Regions from separate parts of the Homo sapiens genome. Here region 1 is linked to region 2. The links are chromatin loops, found by intact Hi-C in ENCODE. Cell type or tissue: Caco-2. All regions are shown on one strand. Each heading gives the region's core, and the rest is flanking DNA. Links, peaks and the distances in the headings are about the cores only.

Region 1 (4,393 bases), core at 231-4,230, 140 kb before region 2:
GCTCAGCCATTCTTTGCATCTAACATATGCTTGGGTAGCTCTCCCCAGACATTCTGTCTGCTCTGAGTTAGAGTAATTTGACATGACTCCTTCGAGGCCAAGCTGTTTTTCTCTATGAGCAGTCTGAAGACTGTTTCCCTTTCTGTTGGCTTAGGGGATTGCAAAGATAAAAGGAAAGAATTCAGTCACTCTGATTTGATATATTTGTTGGTCTATCTGGACTTTCTTTCATGAAAGGAAATTTTGTTAAGTGTCCAGTACTAGGACCAGCTCTGTCTTGCCCAAGGGCAGACCCCATTCCCATGGGGAAACTGGAGGGTTCAGATCTCTTCCCTGATGCAACTACTTAGTCCTCACAGGGGATTCCCCAGCTCCTTGGTCAGAAGAGGAGTGAAAGAAAGCTCTCCTCTGAGCTTGGCCCTCAGGGTTTGGAGGGTCACCAGTAGGGCTTCTGGAGATGGGGAGCAGACTGCTGAAGACCCTGCTGTGCTGGGCTGGGACTCGGGCCCCGCTCCAGAATCTAATGCTTCTTTCCTTGGCTACTGATTTTTGAAATGTACTTTTTGTGGTTACGCTCTTCTACTTTGTTGTTGTTGGGAAATTCCTTATGACTGGAATTTTAGAATGCTTGAGCTGGAAGGTAGCTTAGAATCAATCTGATCCTATGTTATGTATGACACAGGAACCATGGAACTGGAGCCCAGAAACGCTCGGCCTTCCTTCAAGGAGAGGGTGAGGTGATGGGATTTATGAATGGTGCCCAGAGTGGAAGCATGGACCCTGCAGTGGGACTGCAGACCACGCGGCACCGTGCAGTGTGCTTGTGAGTCTGAGCCAGGCAAGTCTATTACATTTCATCAGATAAACACAGTTGTCAGAGCTAGCTGGGGATGCCACAGGCAGTGTCTGAAGCAGGGTCTGGAATCAGTTGGCGGCTTCAGCCTTTACCCTGAGATGATTCTATTTGTGTGAACTGTTTTCTTTATCCCAATAGGGCAGTCTTCATATTAACCCATTTCTCCATTAGTTTAACCTTCTCACTCTTCCCGTATATGCCATTTGGGGGAGGAATGTTTTTAAAACCTAATAAGGTGAGTGCCATGAGAGCCCTACTGTCATCAATATTTACCATGATTTATTCATCACAACAAACCTTCTGAGCCCACAGCCTGCTGCTCTCATCCTTGTGTTATCCTTACACAGCCTGGTAATACAGCGTGTATTAGTCTTTTCTCGCACTGCAGTAAAGAAGTACCTGAGACTGGCCATTTATTTTAAAAAAGAGGTTTAATTGGCTCACAGTTCCAAAGTCTATTCAGGAAGCATGGCTGGGGAGGCCTCAGGAAACTTACAATCATGGCAGGAGGCGAAGAGGAAGCAGGCACATCTTCCATGGCTGGAGCAGGAAAAACGGGCTGGCGAGGTGCCACACACTTTTAAACAACCAGATCTTGTGAGAAGTCGCTCACTATCACAAGAACGGCAAGGGGGAAATCCGTCCCCATGATCCAATCGTCTCCCACCAGGCCCCTCCTCCAACACTGGGGATTACAATTTGACTGGAGATTTGGGCGGGGACACAGATCCAAACCATATCACAGCATAAGGGTGTTTATCCTCTTCTTTGGTTCATACATGGGGAGTATAGAAGCACAAAAGAGGCCTATTGCTTACCAAAAGACACTCGACAACTGAACAACTCAACAGCCCAACCCAGGAATCATCTTGAGGCACCAAGAGTCCCAAGCATGTCACTTCCCTCTGCAGACTGTGCAGCCCCTCCAGCAGGCTCGTCACAGCTCATCCAAAGCTAGGAAGTAGGGCCTCTCAGTCAGAGAATGGAGCTATTCAGTATTGTCGTTTGGATGCTTATGGATTTAACATGCGTTTCCACTGACAGGATAGCAGTTACTCTTGTTTACAGTGTTTTCCAAGGAAAAAGCTTTATGACTTAAAACTCAAGTGTTTTTCTACTTGATGTCATTGCGGCCACTTCTTGCGCCCAGCCTTAGAGGAATTGCTGGATGCAGAAGCGCTGCTGTGTGCACCACACTGTGAGCTCACGCAGAGCAGAGACTTTTCTTGTTATGTTTCCCAGCCCCTGTCATTCTACCTAGAATATACTAGGTGCTCAACACATATTTGTTGAACTGACTGGATCAGTTCATTCATATTCAAAGGATAATAGTTGGATAGCACTGAACATATTCCAAACAGATTTCAAAGCCAATTCCAAAAGGAGGTTGTTTTAACAAGGGAAATGAGATAAATGAATACTGATTGTGATAAAGGCTTAACACAATCAAGGTTTGCCTTGCAATTACATCATAGTCCAGTGAGGGGCCAGGGTGGCCCTCCTCCAACAGCGATCCGGGTCTGGGCTGCTGCTGTCAGGGCACCACCCACAGGTGGTCGTCTGTGAGGTCCTCCTCGGAGTGAAATACAGATTATGAAAGTTCTAACTTCAGCTGAAAGTCTCTTGTGTCTTATACAAAAAATGCTAGATTTACCATGCAAATGTTGATTTTAAAATGACTATATTTATACTAGGTCTGGGAAGCCGAATTAAAAAGTGTCAGTGCATTCCAAACTGCCTTTATCAAGTCATTTCATTCTTTAAAAAATTTGTCACATAGCTAGACATCGAGCATGACAATGTGTGGAATGTAGAAAGCATTACCCAATGAAGTTAAGGCTCTATCTGGACAAACACATAGTTTTTTGATGAGTAAAAGGTGAGAGTCTCAGCTGGGATGAGTTAAGATTCCCACAGGAGCCTTGGGGATGGATTCTAACTGGGATCTTACTGGGTCCTGATGTGATTGGGAAGCCCCCAAAGGTGAGGACGCCAGGAAAGAACTAAAGGACCAGCAGGATTTTCTGGACAGAGCAGGCTGGGAAGGGTTTAGAAGTGGAACCCCTGTAGAGAGAATGGCATGGGGAAAGGCCTGAGGCAGAGATCATGGCAAATCCTGAGATCTGAAAGGTGGTTTATTATGGCCGGACCATGCAGGCGGAGGAGGTTGCTGGCAGAGACAGTAAGAGGTGCCTGCCAGATCCATTGGAAGGAACGTAAGCCAAGTGCTGGGACTTTACCCTCCCTCTGCAATGCCCTACCCTGTTCACTAGAGTCACATTCCTCCCTTCCTCCTCAGACTCTGTCTTGGGTCCTAACCTAGCTCTTGACCTTCTGTCTGGCACAAACGTGATCAATCATCCCAGGCAGATGTTAGCAGAGAGATACACTAACACATCTCTCCGGTGTTCAGAAAAAGACAAGCTGCCAAATATTTGCCACACATATACCTGATGAAGGATTAGCAACGAAAGGACATAAAGAATTGCTACCAGCCAATATGAAATAACTCAACAGAAAAGTTAGAGAAAGCATGGGACAAGCATTCAGAGAAGTGAGACCATGAGTGGCCAATAACACATGAAAAGATGCTCACCCCATTAGTAACCAGGAAAATGCACAGTAAACTACAAGATTCAGGGTGTTCTCTCCTCCTAGGCTATTTGCATGTTTATTAAGGGATGTTGAAGGCCAAGAGGCCTTTCTGATCCAAGGGAATGGCATTCGTATAGTGACATTTCTTGTCTTGTGTCAAGCTAGTACAGAAGATATTTTGGGCAGGATGTCCCTTACTTTTCAAATCTCATCAAGCGAGAGACACTACCTCCTTTTATGGTTAAGGAGGCAAAGGCTGCATGCTTGGCTAAACTAAGCACTTCATTCAGCTTAATCCTGGTCTCCACATAACAATTAATGCAAGGGTCCCTGGAGGCAGCATCCTAAAGCTGTCACCGTTGTGCGGTTCCAGCCTAGTTTCAGCCTCAGCTCATGCAGCCTCTTCTGATTTCTCCTCACCTGCCTCTTGCACCCCATACTTCAGTCACAGAAAACCACGTAAGCCCTCTGAACACGCCACAAAGCTTTAAGCGTCTAAACTTTAGCATATTCTCCCTGCTCTGCTTGGAATGCCCCTTCCAGCTCATCCCCTGGAAAACTACTCTTCCTTAAGACTCAACTACTATATTATCTCTTGACTCATTCTTTTCCTGATTCACCTAGGCAGTACTAGTGGGTCCCCTCCTCTGTGCTCCTATTCCACATAGAACAAAATTCTCTTCTATTATAGCATTCATCCCGTTGTATTGTAACTGTTATGTGGTTTGTTCTCTCTCCTGACTCTCAGCTGTGAACCCCTGAGGGTGGGAATTGCATCAAGGCAGCCTGATCTTTGAGGAGTGAATGAGTGAATATCCTCTGACATGAAAGTGAGCATCCGCAGATTCTCTGAATATTTTCAGGATGGTCAGATAATCAGTGAGGCAATGGGTGTCCAGGAAAAGCTTTGATTCCATTGCACAGTTAGGTCCACAACCTCTT
Region 2 (4,393 bases), core at 145-4,144:
TGCAAGGGAAAAAGTGGAGAGAAGGAACCCATAGATTAAAGCACTTCAGAGGCACATCAGCTACCACCTGCTAGCACGCAACTGCAGCTTATGAGACCTAGTGGGATCTGATTCAGCCAAACTTTGAAAGTATGCACGAGCCAGAAAAAATAACATAAACACAGACTAAACGATGCTATTATATAGTTATTATTAATTTATAGGTGTAAAAATGATATTGTTATCTTTTAGACATACATACTGAAATAGTAGTGAATAAAATTATTAAATCTAGAATGATTAAATCCAGGGTTTGTTTTGAAATAATCCTGAATGAGGGGGAAGTGTGTGGAGATACAGATAAAACAAGATTGGGCATTTAGTTGATCGTTGTCGAAGTTGAGTTTCGGACACACGAGGTTCATTGTACGACTCTCTTTAATTGTGCACACGTTTGAAATGTTCCATAATTAAAAGTTAATGAAAAATAATTAGGTTGCCACCCAGCAGTGTCATCTGGGGGAGCCATCTGGACTCACCAACCACCTGCAGTGGATCCTTTCTGGAGATGGCGCCTGCCGTGAGCTCTTCTTCCCCCGTGCCATCCTCACCGTGGCATTTAACTAGTGTGAAGAATCACCGTAATGACACAGCCCCGGCAGAGGTTAAGCGGCCTTGCCACATAGGATTTATTCTGCAGGCCACATCTGGACAAAGGCCAAGGTATTCATTTCTTTCCTTTCCCAGAAAAGCTCAAACTGCCTTTTCCTATTTGTCCCCTCCCTTGTCACAGTGGGAAGAGCTTGGGTTTTGGAGTTAGATGAGCTTGCGTCAATCCCAGCTTTGCAAGTAGGGTCTAGGGGTCATGGGACCTTGTTTTGTAACTGCTGGAGCCTGGCTTCCCCATCTGTAAAAAGTGGAATGTCAGTGAAAGAAGGCTCTTCATTACTACTGATCACAACCACTCTGGCTGGCTTTCAGAACCTTATGAAAGGTTATTAGGTAGCTCTTCAAATCATCCTAGGTGTGTGTGAAAGGGTTGGGTTTGGCGGCTTCTCAGAGAGCAACCGTACCTGAGTGACACAGCTAGACTATCCCAGTAAGGCTGTGCCGCCACATGGCTGGAACCCGCCTGCCTCTGGCACCCTCTCCAGGGTTCATTCTTTGTGCTGCTTCCTTCTCCGTGGCCTCAGCATCTAAGAGGAAGACTCCTGGAGGTGTTGCGGATTGGCTGAGTTCAGGCCCCACACCAGCACCAAGATGCATGGGAGGAATCCAGGAACATGAGTTCAGACTTCCAACTCGGGACAGGTGGACTCCTGAGGTGGGGGAGACCCAAACACAGAGAGGATGTTCAAAAATGCAGGTGACCCATGACAGCAGGAAACGTCTACCATAGACATGGACCCGGAGCCTTTCCAGGGCCTCCATGCGCCTCACAGACTGGGTAAATTTCGTCCAAACACACCTTCCAGACCCTGTGGTGTCTGCAGCATCTCTCACTCTCTGGATGTTCCCAGATCTGACCTCCTTGGGCTCCCTAGACCACCACACCCCTGTGTCCTCTAACGCTCTGTCTGTTTTTATCACAAGACTCTGACTACAGAACCCAGCCCCCTGACAGTTTTGAATTAAAAAAGAAAAACAGAAATCTACTCGCATTAAGAGTTTCATGATTTATGTAGAATTTGCTGAAGATTTGGGGTGGTGGAAGGGGCCTTCTGTGTTCTCTTGTGCTCGCTCTCTGTCTTACTCTCGCTCTCTTTCTTTCTCATCTACCTTTTCTCCAGTTTCACCTGCAGAAGGTCCACTGTTCTTACTCTTGGAGAGTTCAGGGATCTACCTTCTAACCCAAGCAGTTTTCAAGGCATGATTTCTAAATAAGTGCAATTCTCTTCCTAGGTGGAAATTTAGTGACTACAATTTTCTTCATCTCACTACAGAGGACAATTGTGAGGATTAAATTAAGTAATGATTATAAAGTACTTACAGCATTGCAGATTCTCAGCAAATTATTAAAAGAAAACTTATCAAGTCCACTCAGTATGTGGGGAAAGCAGGATATTTGCATAATTAGCATTACTGGGAGTCTTGGTTGCAAAAAGTTGGTGATGAGCTCCAGGAGGCCTGGGTTTCTGTCACGTCATGAGATTTATGTGATATTTAGCAACTCAGGGATGGCTCCTTCCAGCTGAGCAAGAAGGAGCCTCTTTGTTTAGGGTGAAAGTAAACAGAACTCCTTGTCTTTAAATCAGTGAAGATGGAATGTTTGTAATGTCAACACCGTTCACTCTACCCTGCAAATGAACAGGAAAGTCAATCTGGCTAGTGAGCTCTGTCTGGATTTCGCAGGCTTCTATGAAAACTGCTTGCGCTGCCTCTGGGCTCCGACGCATGACGGCACGGAATTTCCCAGGGCTGGCCCCACTTAAGGGTCAGGCTTGTTTTGCTAGACCTGGTTTCCACTTGATCCTTTTCTTCAAGATAACTCACCTGCCCAGTGATAAACGTATGGCCCAGCGTCCACCCTCTCAAAAGCAATTTGTCTCTGGAATCCTCTCTTCCAAGCTGCCATAAAATCACTATGGGGTTTGCAACATGAGGGAGACTTGCTTTCTAATCTTCATAAAGGTTTTACCCCAAAGCTCTCCCATCTCGTCTGGAGCTGTTCCCATCATACCCCTCCACCTTCTCCTAATAAGCGCTTGGATTCCTACAGAGAAATAGCCAGCATTGCCCCATGTTGGACAAACAGCAGAGTCCGCCTCAACCAGAGACAGATCAGGCGCTAAGGAGGGCAGAGGCTGGAACATTTGGAGGCAATGTCGGGTCACTGTCGCTTTGCAATCCATTGCTCTGACAAGAATGCAAAGTGATTATTTTAAAAATCACTCTTGTATTGCTTTTTTCATGATCAGGAATTTAAAAAAATGAAAATATCAGCATATAAAGCTGCAACAGTCCTATACTCCCTTCCTCATAACCCTGCAACTCAGCATCTTCCCAGTTTAAGTTTAAACAAAAGAAAAGAGGGGGTGGGGGTGTTCTATTTCCTGAGAGCAATTCCTGGCAGGGCTGCAGCCTGGATATTCTGCCTGCTCTGGTGCAGACTGGCATCTATCCTAGGGCTCAAAGAGATGGCTTCAGAGCCGATTATCACCCTGTACCAGCCACCACAGATGGCATTAGCTGACCCTAAGCTGGGAGCAGAATTCAAAGAAGTCTTTTTTTCTGGGAGTGAGCTCCCAGAAGCTTGTGTTAATTGCAGGCACTGTGCCCTACAGGGGAAGACCCAGAGCTCTGGGGCTGGGAGCACCTGGCCTTGGCCAACCCCAGCCTACTCATCAGAGAGGTTGCTGCTGGCCCCACAGGGCCCAGAAGTCCAGTGCCTCTAGAAAATGCATCAGCCTCTGGTTGGAGATGAGAGGATTCCAAGATGTTCAAGGGTCTCTGGTGTCACAATGCACATTCTATTTACCATCCAACCATTTTAAAAGGGTAAACGCTTCCTGTTAATTTATACAATGCCAGGGAGTTTGATACGAGCTCAATGACTCAACTATCTCCCTGGTGTTTGTGCTCAGGGAACTTGTGAGGAACCTTGGGGATTCCTACAAGTGTGCTTGGAATCACAGTACTGGGCAGTAATATGAATAGTAGTACTAGTAGTAGTAACATCCGTGCCTGATGCTTTTGTAGAGATTGGAGGTACATAGATGAGGCAGGGAATACTTAGGGTAGACTGCATCTTCTGTGAGCTGTAAATGAATCTTGTTGTGGGCCCATTGCTCAGTCTTCACAACTACTACTTACCCAAGGGAGATGGAGAGAAGAAAGAAAAGCGGGGAGTAGCTACATAGAAAGCAGCTTGGAGAAGTGACTCACTCTCTCTAAGTCTGCTTCCTCATCCATGAAATGGGGTGATAACTACCTAACAGGGTGCTTGGGAGGATGAGATCAGGTGGGTGGGCATTCATCTAACAGATATCTCTTATGTGTCAGGCGCTGTTCTGTACAGAACAAATGAAGTCCATGACCTCATGAAGGCCATGTTCTAATAAGAATAAAAATGATAATTCATCAGGAGGCATAGCTGTCTTAAGTGACTGAATGTTAAAATACATGAAGGAAAAACTGATAAAAAATAAAAGGAGAAATAGAAAGTTCCAGGGTTGTGCTATGAAATTTGACAACTCCCTTCTACTATTGATAGAACAAATCAGGTTTTTTAAAAAATCAGTAAGGAAATAGATTTTACCAACATTATCAACTATTCTAACCTAATCAATATGTACAAAACACTATACTGTATAGAATACATATTCATTTCTTTCAAGTGCACATAGAATGTTTTCTAACCCAGACTCTATACTGGTTGATTAAATAAGTCTTAAAAATCGTCCAAAGCTTGAAA

What was found. Peaks named below come from ENCODE experiments on the same cell type or tissue, not always from the same donor. Only the 100,000 strongest peaks of a DNase experiment are listed, where the experiment ranks them.
Region 1: a loop joins it to region 2, with 2.4 times the contacts of the local background. A loop is called at or near these places in 2 of 110 quality-filtered maps.

What each region holds. Positions count from the first base shown.
Region 1 is chr6:3,520,403-3,524,795 of GRCh38, forward strand. No RefSeq gene overlaps it. Among named protein-coding and RNA genes, the nearest start is that of SLC22A23, 66 kb to the left of the region's middle. In Caco-2, for the core only: no CTCF peak of the experiment used is centred there; a DNase peak (open chromatin) is centred at 2,379.
Region 2 is chr6:3,662,608-3,667,000 of GRCh38, forward strand. LOC100507336 (a long non-coding RNA gene) reads right to left here. Exons shown (of 4, transcript NR_187650.1): 2 at 1,053-1,298. Among named protein-coding and RNA genes, the nearest start is that of PXDC1, 87 kb to the right of the region's middle. In Caco-2, for the core only: no CTCF peak of the experiment used is centred there; a DNase peak (open chromatin) is centred at 2,334; H3K4me3 peaks cover 437 bases.